3 separate regions of the Mus musculus genome follow, and all the other regions are linked to region 1. The links are chromatin loops, found by intact Hi-C in ENCODE. Cell type or tissue: heart. All regions are shown on one strand. Links, peaks and the distances in the headings refer to the core of each region. The heading gives the core; the rest is flanking DNA.

What was found. Hi-C counts contacts between places; a loop is a spot of excess contacts. Peaks named below come from ENCODE experiments on the same cell type or tissue, not always from the same donor. Only the 100,000 strongest peaks of a DNase experiment are listed, where the experiment ranks them.
Region 2: it touches region 1 in a loop (2.6-fold over the local background); 4 of 42 quality-filtered maps call a loop at or near these places.
Region 3: a loop joins it to region 1, with 4 times the contacts of the local background. A loop is called at or near these places in 30 of 42 quality-filtered maps.

The regions. Positions count from the first base shown.
Region 1 is chr10:127,567,756-127,572,826 of GRCm38, reverse strand. It overlaps Lrp1 (low density lipoprotein receptor-related protein 1), which reads left to right. Exons shown (of 89, transcript NM_008512.2): 31 at 1-78; 32 at 261-410; 33 at 798-938; 34 at 1,287-1,421; 35 at 3,412-3,543; 36 at 3,794-3,928; 37 at 4,109-4,238; 38 at 4,348-4,474. Among named protein-coding and RNA genes, the nearest start is that of Gm16217, 26 kb to the left of the region's middle. In heart, for the core only: a CTCF peak has its summit at 3,200 (motif pointing left); a DNase peak (open chromatin) is centred at 3,186.
Region 2 is chr10:127,735,740-127,740,810 of GRCm38, reverse strand. It overlaps Zbtb39 (zinc finger and BTB domain containing 39), which reads right to left and starts at 1,281. Exons shown (of 2, transcript NM_198035.2): 1 at 1,149-1,281. In heart, for the core only: CTCF peaks have their summits at 1,422 and 2,597 (motif pointing left); DNase peaks (open chromatin) are centred at 1,290 and 2,250; H3K4me3 peaks cover 883 bases; H3K27ac peaks cover 1,130 bases.
Region 3 is chr10:127,619,741-127,624,811 of GRCm38, reverse strand. It overlaps Lrp1 (low density lipoprotein receptor-related protein 1), which reads left to right and starts at 3,664. Exons shown (of 89, transcript NM_008512.2): 1 at 3,664-4,194. The coding sequence starts at 4,125. In heart, for the core only: a CTCF peak has its summit at 2,545 (motif pointing right); DNase peaks (open chromatin) are centred at 1,971, 2,601, 3,031 and 3,961; H3K4me3 peaks cover 1,881 bases; H3K27ac peaks cover 1,787 bases.

The DNA.
Region 1 (5,071 bases), core at 1,767-4,266:
ATGGGGACAACATCAGCATGGCCAACATGGATGGGAGCAACCACACTCTGCTCTTCAGTGGCCAGAAGGGCCCTGTGGGTATGCACTTGCCCTTCTTGCTCCTGCAGGCATCTAGCTCCATTAGGAGATGCTCCTAGTGTCTCTCTGGTGCCTTAGGCCTCTTCCAGCTTCCAGCTTGGTGCCTACTCTCACTATACCTTGTCCCAGAGCCACAAGGTTCAGGGAGGGCTCCATGGCTCTGACACCCACTCTTCTTCCAGGGTTGGCCATTGACTTCCCTGAGAGCAAACTCTACTGGATCAGCTCTGGGAACCACACAATCAACCGTTGCAATCTGGATGGGAGCGAGCTGGAGGTCATCGACACCATGCGGAGCCAGCTGGGCAAGGCCACTGCCCTGGCCATCATGGGTGAGGGCTCGGGTGGAAGGAGGGATGGAAGGAGAGCAGGCTAGGCACAGCTGAACAGGTGATGGGGGAGATCCTGAAGGCCACTTTCCACCCCCTGCAAGCCTAATGACTTCTGCAAGAGAGCTGGGGGGGCTAGAGAGATGGCTCAGTGGTTGAGAGCACTGACTGCTCTTCCAGAGGTCCTGAGTTCAATTCCCAGCAACCACATGGTGGCTCACAACCATCTGCAATTAGATCCGATGACCTCTTCTGGAGTGTCTGAAGACAGCAACAGTGTACTTACATATAATAAATAAATCTTAATTTAAAAAAAAAATCTATATTTAAAAGAAAAAGAGGACTAGGAAAGAGCCTTCCCAAGAGTCTTATTCCCTCCTGTTGCCCCAGGGGACAAGCTGTGGTGGGCAGATCAGGTGTCAGAGAAGATGGGCACGTGCAACAAAGCCGATGGCTCTGGGTCCGTGGTGCTGCGGAACAGTACCACGTTGGTTATGCACATGAAGGTGTATGACGAGAGCATCCAGCTAGGTATGCAGTGGGCGCACAATGTGGTGTGTGGAGGGGGTCTGCGGCGGGAGGGATGAGGGGTGGCAGAGAGACTGCAGGGCTGTGACCATGAGCAGCCTCCAGAACGGGGGGGGGGGGTGGTGAGGGCATAGAGGGAGGGCTTTTTACCTTACCCCCACTCGTGTGAAATGTAGACTCAGTCTGGCCAGAAGGTCCAGGGATCTAAGAAGACATGAGACCTAAGAATTGGGTTGGGTGTGACCCTGACAGGTCCAGGGTGAATCCAGTGACTGTTGTCCTCTCTGAGCAGCCCAAGCCTGTCCCCCACCAAGGCTCACCCTTTCTTTTCACTCCTGTGTCCTCCCGCAGAGCATGAGGGCACCAACCCCTGCAGTGTCAACAACGGAGACTGTTCCCAGCTCTGCCTGCCAACATCAGAGACGACTCGCTCCTGTATGTGTACAGCCGGTTACAGCCTCCGGAGCGGACAGCAGGCCTGTGAGGGTCAGTTCCCGGCATTTCCTCTCTGTCCAGCCTTGACCCCTTCTACCCTATTGCTACATTATGCGTTTGAGAAAGATGGTGTTCATCGTGTGTTACCAGGAGGCTTCTGGGCTAAATGCTTATCCAGTGCCCCTTTCTGGGTACTGCGGACAAAAGCTGGAGCCAGAAAGTGGGGCCAGCATAGTGAGAAGCCGGACCACAAAGCGCTAGTGACTGTTCAGGACCTGCAGTAGGTTTTGGTGAGATAGACACCGGCGGCTGACAGAGGCAGGCCAGCTTGGCAGAAGAGGCGTGCCCTGTGCTGTGCCCTGGGTTTATAGAGTGGGTAGAATCTGATGCTTGGTACCTTGAAGAGAGAAGTTGGTGGTACAATAGGGTGTGCTTAACATGCCCTGAGCCCTGACTTAAATCCCAGCTATGTGTGCACGCCTTGGAGACAGACACTCATGCTACATAAGAGGCAAGAAATAGGGCTGGTGAGATGGCTCAGTAGGTAAGAGCACCCGACTGCTCTTCCGAAGGTCCGGAGTTCAAATCCCAGCAACCACATGGTGGCTCACAACCATCTGTAACAAGATCTGACGCACTCTTCTGGAGTGTCTGAAGACAGCTGCAGTGTACTTACATATAATAAATAAATAAATCAAAAAAAAAAAAAAAAAAAAAAAAAAGAGGCAAGAAATATAGCTGAGAAGTCAAGTTCCAGGGCCGCTGAGCCCTGTCGAGGGCAGCGTGGGAAGACTGTGATAAGGCTTTGAGCTAGGGTGGGGACCTGCGGGTTCTCAGCCAGGAGTGCCTAGAAAGTGGTGTTTGGAGATTAACCCAGGGGCAGAAGGCTTGCAGAATGGAGGAGGGAGGAACCAAGGCAGTCAGACCAGTTAGGAGAGTATTAGGAGTGTGTGCGTGAGGAGGCAGGCCCGAGGCCTGGCTACTCAACTGGCTTGCAAGGAAGGGATGAGACATGGAGGCACTTCACAAGAGCCTGCTGGTTTACAAGCTTGCCCTTGGACAGCACTTTTCCCCAAAGTGCTCTGCCAGAAACCTCCTGCTTTGATGTGGGTGGGTGTTACAGAAAGGAACCCTGGGCCGAGCAACATGTAAACATTGTGTTTTTACTGTTTGGCTCCTCAGAACCCTGAGTACACTGAGCATATTTTGGGAGACTTTTAGTGTCTGCACGTGGTGGTGGTGGTGGTGGTGGTCGTCTCTTCTTCTTCTTCTTCTTCTTCTTCTTCTTCTTCTTCTTCTTCTTCTTCTTCTTCTTCTTCTTCTTCTTCTTCTTTTTCTCCTTCTCCTTCTCCTTCTCCTTTCTCCTTCTCCTTCTTCTTCTCCTCCTCCCCCCTCCTCCTCTTCCTCTTTTTCCTCTTCTTCCTCCTCCTCTTCCTCCTCTTCTTTCACAGAGTTTAAGCAACCAAGGCTTAATGGAGGGATTCACTGGGGCACACATTGTATTCAAGGGATGGGAGTCAGGGAGGATTCTGGGATGCATAGAGAGCAGTGCCTTCTCAAAAACAGGAAAACTGGAAAGAAGACTGACCCAGGGGCAAGCAGGATGTTGAGAACTTTATGTTGGGAAAGGATTTGGAACTGAGCAGAGGCAGGGCAATGAGAAAGTTAAGGTCAGACCAAGTGCCAAACTGGGAATCTAGATTTTGGAGTCTTGCTGCTCTGGTTGTCTGCTGCGACCTCCCCTGAGGCCCTTGGAAGGAAGACTGGGGCAGGGTGCTGAGAAAGAAATGTAAGTCTCTTTCTGCCCTCTTGTGGTGAATAGTGGTTCTGCAGGTGGTCTCCCAGAGCTGGGGCTCTCAGAAGCCAGTTAGGTTGCCATCTCCTGTCCAAGGTCCGGGCCTCACACATGGTGTGAGCGTTTAGAGGTTCAGGAGATGGGTAGAAGAAACTGCCAAAGGGGAAGCTGAGAAAAGCAGTTTGAGGGTGACAGGAACCTAGCTTTGTCAGCAAGGCTCATGCTTAAAGTGTTTTTGTGTTGCAGGTGTGGGCTCTTTTCTCCTGTACTCTGTACATGAGGGAATTCGGGGGATTCCACTAGATCCCAATGACAAGTCGGATGCCCTGGTCCCAGTGTCCGGAACTTCACTGGCTGTCGGAATCGACTTCCATGCCGGTGAGCTATTGTCCCGGGGATTAGTCAGCATGCCCCAGTAGTTTATGGGAGTGACACATTAAAGTCCTAGAAGGGCTGCCTGTACTGACTGTAGCAGCTGCCTCACTCCTTCCTGCTGCCTCCCCACTTCCAAGAAAGCACCCGGCACCCACAGCCCCCATTCGGTGCTATCCTGACCCTCCTCGTGATTTGACCCTTTGCCTTGCCTCTGCATTGAGGGGCATTCTCATGTCTGCCCCTCTGCTTCCAGAAAATGACACTATTTATTGGGTGGATATGGGCCTAAGCACCATCAGCAGGGCCAAGCGTGACCAGACATGGCGAGAGGATGTGGTGACCAACGGTATTGGCCGTGTGGAGGGCATCGCGGTGGACTGGATCGCAGGTGAAATGAATGGTAGAAGGAAAATAGGCTTTGGGGGAAAGGCACAGGCCATGGGGACGTAAAGTCTGAAGGTATGGGCAGAAGCCAATGGGAGCTACAGGGAAGATTTGGATGGAAGGGGACCAGGTACAAGGCTCCCTACCAATCTCCCTGAACCCCACCGACTGACTCCCTCCTCAGGCAACATATACTGGACGGACCAGGGCTTCGATGTCATCGAGGTTGCCCGGCTCAATGGCTCTTTTCGTTATGTGGTCATTTCCCAGGGTCTGGACAAGCCTCGGGCCATCACTGTCCACCCAGAGAAGGGGTAAGGAGCTAGGCAAGCTGGCTTAGATCTCTTGACCACAGTATAGTCTGACAAGGCCCAGCTTCTAAGTGGGATGGACTCTCACCCCCACTTCCATCCCTACCCACAGGTACTTGTTCTGGACCGAGTGGGGTCATTACCCACGTATTGAGCGGTCTCGCCTTGATGGCACAGAGAGAGTGGTGTTGGTTAATGTCAGCATCAGCTGGCCCAATGGCATCTCAGTAGACTATCAGGTACGGATACACCCTGGAGCTGATGAAGGCGATAACCCTAGTTCTGAGCCTTTCCCTATCAGTTTCCCTGTGGTAACCATCAGGGTTAGACGTGGACCAGGGAGGGTGGTGGCAGCCTTTAACCCATTTGTCACCGAGAATAGTAATCTGCCCTAAGACGATGGAGGGTGGTCATGCTGAAGTAGAGTATGAGAAAGCTGGGTGTGGTAGCATATGCTTAACACTCAAGAGGCTGAGACAGGAGGATTACTTCAAGTTTGAGGCCATCTTGGACTATTCAGTAAGATCTTACCTCAAAAATTTAAGATAAATACATAGATAGATAGATACATAGATACATAGATTGATAGATAGATAGATAGATAGATAGATAGATAGATAGATAGATAGATAGATACATGATAGATACATAATAGATATATGGTAGATGTATAAATAGGTAGATGATAGATTGATAGATGACAAATAGATAGGTGATAGATAAATAGATACATATATAGATGCATAGATGATAGATAGATAGATAGATAGATAGATAGATAGATAGATAGATTTTAGATAATAAACATAGGTGTAGGTAAATAGATATATACATAG
Region 2 (5,071 bases), core at 1,253-3,752, 170 kb before region 1:
TTCTTCCTAAATCAAGTTTTTCTTTCTATCATTAAGTCTATTCTCTTTCCTCACAATGCCAAATGCCAGGAATATACTTGAACTATTATCAATGCTCCATTAGCAGCTAAGGAAGAGGTAACGGTTGCACCTTTACTTGTCTGCCATAGCTGTCCTTTCCAGTCTACAAACAAACCTCTCAGCTCTTTTTTTCTTTTCTTTTTGAGATCTTATGTAGCCCAGGCTGACTTTGAAATTGCTCTGTTACTAAGGATGATCTTGATGGCATTATGATACTCCTACCTCCATCTCCCAAATGCTAGATTACAGATAAGAGCCACCACCAGCCCCACCTCAAAATCTCAAACTCTTGAATCCCCACCTCGCCCTTCATGGGATACTTGCCTATTCTCTGGTCCTTCCCAGACCCCTTCTGGATGCTAATTTCTCAAACGTTACTGTATTCTGTGGATGAAGCTAAACTCATAGCCAAAGCAAACACAACTGTGGTATGTAACATTACTTAGGTACGTTGTATCTGTCTTTACCAACTATACAGTAACAACTGGATGCCTTAAGCAAGGGAAAGATTCCTGCAAGCGTTTTTAACATCACTTTTCCCCCATCTCAGGTCTTGCACACCTCGGAGAAACAACTAGTCACATGCGTGTGCTTCGCACAACTCGCCCTGAGCAGCACAACCCTTTTCTCCATCGCACCAGGTTCTACCAACAATTCCCAACTTTTCCCGGGGGCCCAGCACTCGTCTGAGTATTGTTGGGTACCAACCACGCGTCTCCCGGGCCCTGGCGGTCACTCATCCACGGTGGGAGGCTCCGGGCACCCCATGGATATACAACTTGCAAGGAGTACGCCCCAACCAAAGGTCTGCCCGTGCCGCGGTCTCCCCGCGATCCGCCAGGGCAGGGACAGCACCGGGCTGGGGCGCAGCACCGCCGGGAAGGCGCACCTCGGTCGCCACAGACAGCGCGGGCTGCCCCCGTGCGACCCAGGCCCGGCGCCGCGGGAGCCGGCCGAGCGGAGGCCCGGGAGCCGCGGCCCGGTCGCCGGGAGGGAGGACAGGGCCGGCCGGGGACACCGGCGGGGCGCGCCCAGCCAGGGCGACAGAAAGGCCGAGCGGGAGTCCGGCTGGACCCGATCGCGCTTACCCGGCTCCGCGGGGTCCGAGCACCATCGCCGCCACCGCCTCACACAAAGGCCCCGGCCCGCCGTGCCCGGCCCGACGAGGAGGCGGCGCCGCCGGCCGCGGCCAGACTCTCCATCCGCCGAGCCGCTCGCCGCGCCGGCCCGGGCCGCCCCCGCCGCCCGGCCCGCAGCGCCCCCCGCCGTCCCGGAGGAGGCAGCGCCCCCCGCCGCCCGGCCCGCAGCGCCCCCCGCCGTCCGGGAGGAGGCAGCGCCCCCCGACGGCCGGGCGGAGCCACGAGCCCACACCAGCCCGCTCGCTGTGGCGCCTGGGGAGTGAAAAGCAGGTCCAACCAACCCTGTCCCCCAACAGCCTCGCAAAAATCTGTGTGCTTGTTCAGTTAATTTATGACTCCCGCGAGCTTTCTGAGGGCAGGGATCTGTGGTTTTGCCAGAGCTCCACTTTTGAGTTCTGCTTGTCACCTTGCCTTGCACACATATAGGCGCCTTCTAAAAACCTGTGTGCGGGTGCAGGTATGTGACTGTGCGGATGGGGGTGAGGGGGGCGGGGTCTGACCAAGCCAGCTCAGTCAGTCAACCGGGTCTCAAGGGAGGGAGTGAGGATTGCAAAGAAGAAAAAAAAATTGACAAAACTATAACATGACTCCAGCCAGTGCTGAGGCTGAGGCTGAAGCAACTTTATTTTTTTAGCTTTTATATCATTCTAGGTACATCCAAAAAAAACAAAAAACATGGTTCTTAGACCAAAGACAAAGTAATCAAGAGAAGTAGTAAACAAAGAGATCACACACGGTAATGATTAAGCATAGTAGCAAACAAAGCCCCACAGTCACCGTTTCTCACGTTCTTATCTGAGCCTACTTCCTTGTCCGAGCCCAGTGACAATGCCAAATTCCTGGAAGCAGCACCAGACACTCTCACCAGGGGTAGATGATTAACGAATGGAGTATTTCAGGTTAGATCCCCAGGAAGCTCTTCTGATAGCCCAAAACGGACCCTCCTTCCTGGTAGATGGCCAGATGGAGTCACTCTGTTACCTGGACCGTGGCAACCCAGGTGTCTTCCTAAACGGGTCCGTCCCCTGTCTAGAATTCCATCACTGGCCTCCTCCCTTCTCCTGAATCTGCTCATCAAATGATCCTGCTCAAGACTAGCCATAAAACCAAAGCTCCCCTGCCTACGTCCTTACACAGCCTAGACAGCCCAGGCTGGCTCCTTCCCATCCTGCCTCGCCTGCCAGCCAGGCACAACTCCAGCCCAGGCCTGTGTCTCATGGCCAATTCCAGCCTATCTGTCCTCTCTCTTTCATATCTGCCATAAAAGCATTCCCTTTGTGGGCTGGGGAGCTGGTTCAGAGGTTAAGAACACTGGCTGCTCTTCCAGGGGTCCGAAGTTCAATTTTCAGCAACCACATAGTGGCTCACAACCATCGCTAATGAGATCTGGTGCCCTCTTCTGGCCTGCAAGCATAAGTGCAGGCACAATGCTGTATACATAATAAATGTATTAATAAGTAAATCTTTTAAAACAAACAAAATCCTCCCTTTTAGCCATACCAGGGAATGACTATGTTGTCCATCCACACGAAAGTATCAGAAGGTCAAGGTCACCCTCAGCTACATAGCAAGTTTGAAGGTAGCCTAGGCTACATAAAAGCCTGTCTCAAAAGTTTTTTTTCTGTGTTATTACCCACTCCTGGGTTCCTAAAACGTGAAAGGAATTGGACAGTGAAACGAGGGTGATGAGTGACAGGAGATGCCTCTCAGGTCCGACCTTTAATTTAGAGGAAGGCACACTCTGTGGCATAGCATTCAGATAGGGCCCAGCACATGAAGCTATGAAAATCAGAGAATATTCTGTCTTTGAAGTGCTTGTGTTGGGAATTTTCCTGTCTGGACTGGATGAGTTCAGTCTCTAGTTTTGACTTTACAGAGGCATGAACTGTCTCTCTGATGCAGCCACAGCTGCTGATAGGATCAAGCTTAGCACATACTGCCTGGTGGGATGTGCCAGGGGTGTGTGCCACCTATTCCTGCATGCTGGGTTCTTTCTCTTGTTCCCTTTTGGTGCCTTTTGACCTTGACTTTCTTACACCCAAACTCCTGGTCTCCTAGACACTGCTTCTGGCTCAGCACCATGACCCCCACCACTCCGTTTTCTGAAGCTGCCCATTAAACGTTTGTGTTTACGCCTCTATTTTATCATCGTGGTGGTCCGTGGTCAGGGGAGCTGCTTCCTGCAGTGGGCAGTGGTTACCTGCAGACTCAGACCTGGTAAGTGCAAAGAATAAGTAGTTAGTTACTAAGTGTTCGGTCCAGAGTGAAATGTTTGTAGTATCCCGGCCAGGGCTCAAGGAATCTGAGACCAAAACAGGAAAAATGTACCTTGCGGTTAAGAGTTCTGTGTGCACTTGAGATAGTCAAAAGGAAGTTCCTGTTTGTCCCACTTTAAGTCCTTGCAAAATAAAGTTTCTGTTTACCATTAAGAGTCAGTTCCTGTTTCTTAGGCCTGTGTAACTTGCGTGCAACCCCATGCACATGACACCCATCCTTTTTCCCTTCTGTTCTCACCATGTGTGTCAACCAATCCTCTTGGCCCTGTGAACACCTTATCTCTCCAATAGAAGAGCCTTCCAAAGGCCGGCAGGGACTGCTTACTCAAATCCCGACTTAGCCAACTGGTAGCCAGCTGGCCTGTCCTAGGTTCACCCAAAAATACAGCCTGCTTTAATTGGACAGTCATGGACTTGACCTTTTCTCCTCCTGAATGTCAGGGTTAACAAAATATGACAGAGGCGAGGAAGAACATATACAAGAGTCAGGGAAAGAGGGGACTGCTGTAGATCGCCATCCTTGGAGCATGACAACGCATTTGTCCTCTTGAATTATTCTACAGCTGTGACTGACTATATCTGCATTAAGACTGGACTTATGGGAGGGAAGGGCTCTCATGAGGTCCCACCCCTTTACAGGATATATAGGCAGTGTCTTTGTTAGGGTATAGATTGCTGTGATAAAACACTGTGACCAAAGCAACTCGTAGAGGAAAGACTTACTTTACCTGGCTCACAGCTTATGTTCTATCATAAACGGAAGCCAAGGCAGGAACCTGGAGGAAGAAACTGAAGCAGGGGCCATGGAGGAACTCTGCTTACTGGCTTGCTTCTACTTCAGAACCTCCTGCCTAGGGGGGGCACCACCCACCTTGGGCTGGTCCCACCCACATAGATCTTCAACAAGTAAATATCTCACAGGCTTACCCACAACCTGGTCTCATGGAGGCATTTTCTCCACTGAGGTTCCTTTCTTGCAGGTGACTCAAGCTTGTGACAAACTGACAAGAAACTAACCAGCACAGGAAGTTATTGGCTGCTGGGATGGAGGGCAGCCTCTATCTCCCTGAGGGTGAATAAGTAGTTAATGATTGCTGAGATTATTTTCTTCGGTGATGTCGCCCCTGTAAGCTACCCAGACTTTATTAATAACCCCTCACTCCTGCTCCTGTAAAGCCTAATTAAACACATTGCTTCACCAGGCTAGACTTGAAACGCAGTCATTTCTTTGGTCTGTCATTGGTGACTTATCTGGAATGAACAGTCATTTGTCTCCCACAAAGGTTCACTGTGATGGTTTATATATGCTCGTCCTAGGGAGTGGCACTATTTGGAGGTGTGGCCTTTGTTGGAGTGGGTGTGTCACTGTGGGTGTGGGCTTTAAGACCCTCATCCTAGCTGCCTGGAAGCCAGTATTCTGCTAGCAGCCTTCAGATGAAGATGTAGAACTCTCAGCTCCTCCTGCACCATGCCTGCCTAGATACTGCCATGTTCCCACCTTGATGAGAATGGACTGAACCTCTGAACTTCTAAGCCAGCCCCAATTAAATGTTGTCCTTATAAGAGTTGCCTTGGTCATGGTGTCTGTTCACAGCA
Region 3 (5,071 bases), core at 1,476-3,975, 52 kb before region 1:
TAAAAATAAAAACATGGGGCTAGAGGGATGATGGCTTAGCAGGTTAATAGTCCAGCTACTCTTCCAGAAGACCTGAGTTCAATTCCCAGCACCCACATGGAGACTCACAACTGTCTGTAACTCCAGTTCCAGGGACTCCAGCACCCTTACACAAATAGACATGCAAGCAAAATACCAATGCATAATAACAAAAAAAAATCATTTTAAAAAAAGAAAGAAAATAAATTAAAATACATTCATTGGTATTCAATAGATAGCACAGGCCCAGAACAGCGGCCGAGGGCAGGTTCTGGATCGCCATGGCTGACGGAAGATCTCACATTTGACCCGTCCTGTTGAATTTCCATTATTTCTGTTACAATTCCAGCCTAAACTACTAGTATTCCCCTACCACCACCTTTTCTCATGCCCACTGTGGGTATACACATCTTTTTTTTTTTTTTTAATGTAAATTGGTGTGCTGCCTGCATGTTTGTCTGTGAGGGTGTCAGATCCCTGGAAGTAAAGCTACAGACAGCTGTGAGCTGCCAGGCGAGTGCTGGGAATGGAACCCAGGCCCTCTGGAAGAGCAGCCATCTCTCCAGCCCCCTCCTCTACCCTCTTTTGAGACGGGGTCTCATGTAGCACAGGCTGGTCTAGCTCTTTCTCTATAGCCAAGGATGGCCTCTGATTCTCCACCTTGCTCCTTTAGCCTCTACCTCCTTGGTGCTGGGTTTACAAGTGCGTGCTACTGCATACAGTATACAGTGCTAGGCTTTGAGCTCAGGGCTTTGTGCATGCCAGGTGAGTGCTCAGTGGTCTGAACTACATCCCAGTCCTTGGAAGAGGCTTCCTAAGAGGTGGCAAGGGTGCTGGAGGCATGGCTTGGTGGTTAAGAACCTGCTCTTCCAGGTGACAAGAGTTGTGTTCCCAGCACCCAAGTTAGGTGGTGGTGGCGTCAGCTCAAGCAGGGGACCTGATGCCTTAGGTCTCTACATACTCACACATGAATATAGTTAAAAACAATAAAAACAAAAATCTTTTAAAAATTTTTTTTAGAGGCTGGAGAGATGGCTCAGAAGTTAAGGGCATTTGCTGCTCGCCCAGAGGTCCTGAGTTCAATTCCCAGCAACCACATGGTGTCTTATAACTATCTGTAATGTAGTCTGGTGCCCTCTTCTGGCTTGTAGGCATATATACAGGCAGAACATTGTATAAATATCTATCTATCTATCTATCTATTTAACCTGAGTGTTCTGTCTGCTCATCTACCTGCATACCAGAAGAGGGCATCGGATCCCATTACAGATGGTCTCCAGCCACCATGTGGTTGCTGGGAATTGAACTCAGTACCTCTGGAAGAGCTGTCAGTGCAGTGCTCTTAACCGCTGAGCCATCTCTCCAGCCCCCAAATAAAATAGTCTTTAAAAAAATTTTTTTTATTCATATCTGTGTGTAGAAGTGTGCACCTGTGTGCAGGTCCCCATGGAGGCCACAAGAAGGCATCAGACCCTTTGGAGCTGGAGTTACAAACAGTTATGAGCCAACCCAATGTGTGTGCTGGACACTTAGGACCTTAGTAAGAACAGCAAGAGCTCTGAGCCATCTCTCCAGCCCCACGTCTCTTTTCTTTTCTTTCTTTCTTTTTTCTTTCTTCCTTTTTCTTTTCTTCATTTCTCTTTTCTTTTCTTTTTTAATGTGGTTGTTGTTTTGAAGGGTAGCCACTGAGACAAAGAATAAAAGGATGAGTGTTATCGGAAATACCCAGGACAGGTCCATGGAAGAGACGCGAGGTGAGAAGGTCAGGAAGAAGATTCATCTGTGTAAGCCAAGCGGCAGGCTCTTAGCCTTCTCAGGCTACAAGCTGCATGGTAGCTATTGATATCTTTTTTTTTTTCCCTGTCAACGTTGCCTGAGGTCAGTTTCAACCAGATTTTGCTTGGACCACAATATTGGGTGGAGACCTAGCAGAAGCCTGTGAGCATCCACTAAAAATATTTAGTGACTCCATGCCTGGGCCTGGCACTGTATTAGGCCATGGAAGCTGGATAAAAGAATAACAGACCACCCCTGCTGAGAGAAACCCTGTGCTAGAAAAAAAAAAAAAAAAAAAAAAAGGAGGAGGAGGAGGAACAGGAGGAGGAGGAACAGGAGGAGGAGGAAGAAGAGGAAGAAGAAGAGGAGGAGGAGAAGGAAGAGGAGGAGGAGGAAACCTTCAGTATATTTCAAAAGGAAGAAAGACATCAGGCCTCTACTTGAGCACAGGCTGGAAACTGGACGGAGGAAAGATGGATCCTGAGAGTCCAGCCTGGGAGACTATACAGTTAGCCTGTCCGTGAGCCGCATAAGCTCTCATTGAAGAAAGGCTCTCAGTCATTAATGGACAAGTCTATTTTCTGCCAGTGACAGGCTGGAGTGTGTGTGGGGGTCACTCCTGTGGAGTTAGTGTACTGGTCCCTGGTCTTTAAAGTTCATCTCTAGCCAGGGATGTCGCCTGCTGAGCTTTCCAGAACTTTCACTTCAGGTCACAGAGAAAGTCAGACACTAAGGGTTACAGTCTTCAAACGTCGCCCACAAGAGGGCAGTGGCCGGAAGCACGTTCGCCGGCCCTAGGAACCGCCCGATGCTTTCTGGACTCCAGAGTACCGTTCCCAAACCGACTGAGACTGGGGACAAAGGTCCGGCACTCAGCACACAGCCCCCTAGGACTGGTGTCTGGTAGCGGAGCTCTGGAGTCCTTCATTCCAACTCCCTGTAGTTTGGCATCTGAAACCCTGACTTGGTGGGAGGCCAGTCAGAAGGTATCAAAAACAAAACAAACAAACAAAAAAAAAATCGAGCCTGACCTCTCAGGGCGAAAGGGGATGGCTCTACCCCAACCCCACCCTCTGGTGAGTCACCTCTCTCCAAACCAGAGCCTGCCTCTCCTGCGCCCCGTGCCAGGCGAGCAGGGCTGGGCGGGTACTAAGGTGGGCTCCATCCCTGAGCCCAAGGCGGGCCGACAAGCTGCAGCGTGTCCCCGCGGGTGTCCCTGTTTACTCTGAGCCCTGGAGCGAGGTGGGGGCGGGTCCATGTGGCCACTCCTTCACTCCGCCTCCTGAGGACGCAGGCCCCAATCCCAGACCGGTTCTTACAAAGTCTCCAAATCAAAGCTCAGCCTTTCCCGCACCTTCCCGGCGGACCGGCCACCCCTGCCCCCACCCTAGGCTAGGGAGGCACTGTCTGGGTTTCCCCAAGGAAATCAGGCCTCCGCCTAGACAGCGGCTCGGGACCCCACTGAGGGGATCTGAAATCCTGGGGTGTGACATAGAGTTTTAAAGAGGCACTAGAGCGCAGCTCTCCTTGCCCCTTACCCCATTCCCACCCTTGGCTCTACCGGCTCTAGGGAGCGCTGGGATGAGGTAGACGCAGTTAGAGGACAGGGTGCCCGGGGACTCCCACTCTCGGACCGCTTCCCAGAACTCCAAAGCTTGTAGCGCCTCCGACTCCCCCTCCCCAGGGCAGCGCGCCAAATCAGCGCATGCGCACTGTCAGGATTGCCGCGTAGCTCTTTCTCCCCCCCCCCCCACCTCTTTTTTTCTTTCCCCGCCCCTTCCCTCCTTCCCTCCTCTCCCTGTCCCCTCCCTCTCCCCTCTGAACACCCCCCTCCCTCCTCCCCCCCACCCCCCCCCCCCGCGGCACTTCAGTCAGGGGAGCAGCGGTGCGAGCTCCAGGCCAGTGCACTGAGGAGGCGGAAACGGGGGAGCCCCTAGTGCTCCATCAGGCCCCTACCAAGGCACCCCCATCGGGTCCACGCCCCCCACCCCCCACCCCGCCTCCTCCCAATTGTGCATTTTTGCAGCCAGAGGCGGCTCCGAGATGGGGCTGTGAGCTTCGCCCTGGGAGGGGGAGAGGAGCGAGGAGTAAAGCAGGGGTGAAGGGTTCGAATTTGGGGGCAGGGGGCGCACCCGCGTCAGCAGGCCCTTCCCAGGGGGCTCGGAACTGTACCATTTCACCTATGCCCCTGGTTCGCTTTGCTTAAGGAAAGGATAAGAATAGAAGAGTCGGGGAGAGGAAGATAAAGGGGGACCCCCCAATTGGGGGGGGCGAGGACAAGAAGTAACAGGACCAGAGGGTGGGGGCTGCTGTTTGCATCGGCCCACACCATGCTGACCCCGCCGTTGCTGCTGCTGCTGCCGCTGCTTTCAGCTCTGGTCTCCGGGGCCACTATGGATGGTGAGTGAGATTCCGGCGGCCCCCATGGACCCCTGGGGGCTCCCCCTCCCCAACCCCCACTCCTGCGTCTGGATGGGGAAGGGAGACGCGGGAGGGGGTGCCTTTTGTTATCCCAGTCCAGCTGACACAGCAGAGGCCTGACTGGGGGCGGGGATGGGGTCTGATTTGGGGGATGGGAGCCTGGGACAAATGATGCTTCCAGGGCCCCCCAGCTCAGACAAAGACCAGAGGCCTGGGTAGGAAAAGAGGGCTCCCCCTTTTTCTGATCTTGGGATTAAGAGGCCTTCTCTTCCTATCTCTGGTACGGGAGGGCCTCTGCCTCCCCTACATCCTCCACCCTCCCGCCCCCCCACCCCCATCTGAATTGTGAAGGAATCCGGATTTGCTGTGTACCGCTGCAAAAGGGGGCGGAGGGCCTTTTGCAGTGGACTCTGAAGGCTGGAAGGCAAAGCCGGCTAGGGGTGCCCTGCTGGCCAAAGGGCAGGCAGGCCGAGAAAGCTGTGGGTGGGGATAGGCAGGGCCCCCTGTTTGGGTGTGGAATGAGCCCTGCATCCCAGGCATGGAGGCCCGGGTCCAGAATCCTGGGCTGCCTGCCTGGGTTCCGAAGTGAGCAGCTCCCCGCTGAGGGCCTCAGTCAGGAGCCCGGTTGAGGGATGGAGGGGTCTGGTGACGCTTATGGCTGGCTTTCCCTTCTTAATTCCTGGGAGCTTTAAGATGAGAGGAAAAACGTCAGATGTCATCATTCTGGAAGAGACTGGAGAATGGTCTGGAACGCTGGGGAGGGGTTCAGAGGAAGCTCTGTCTCCCCGATTTCAGGCTTGATCACAGTTTGGGTTGGAAGGAGAGTTGGAGGTTGGGATGGGGGTTATGACCATGC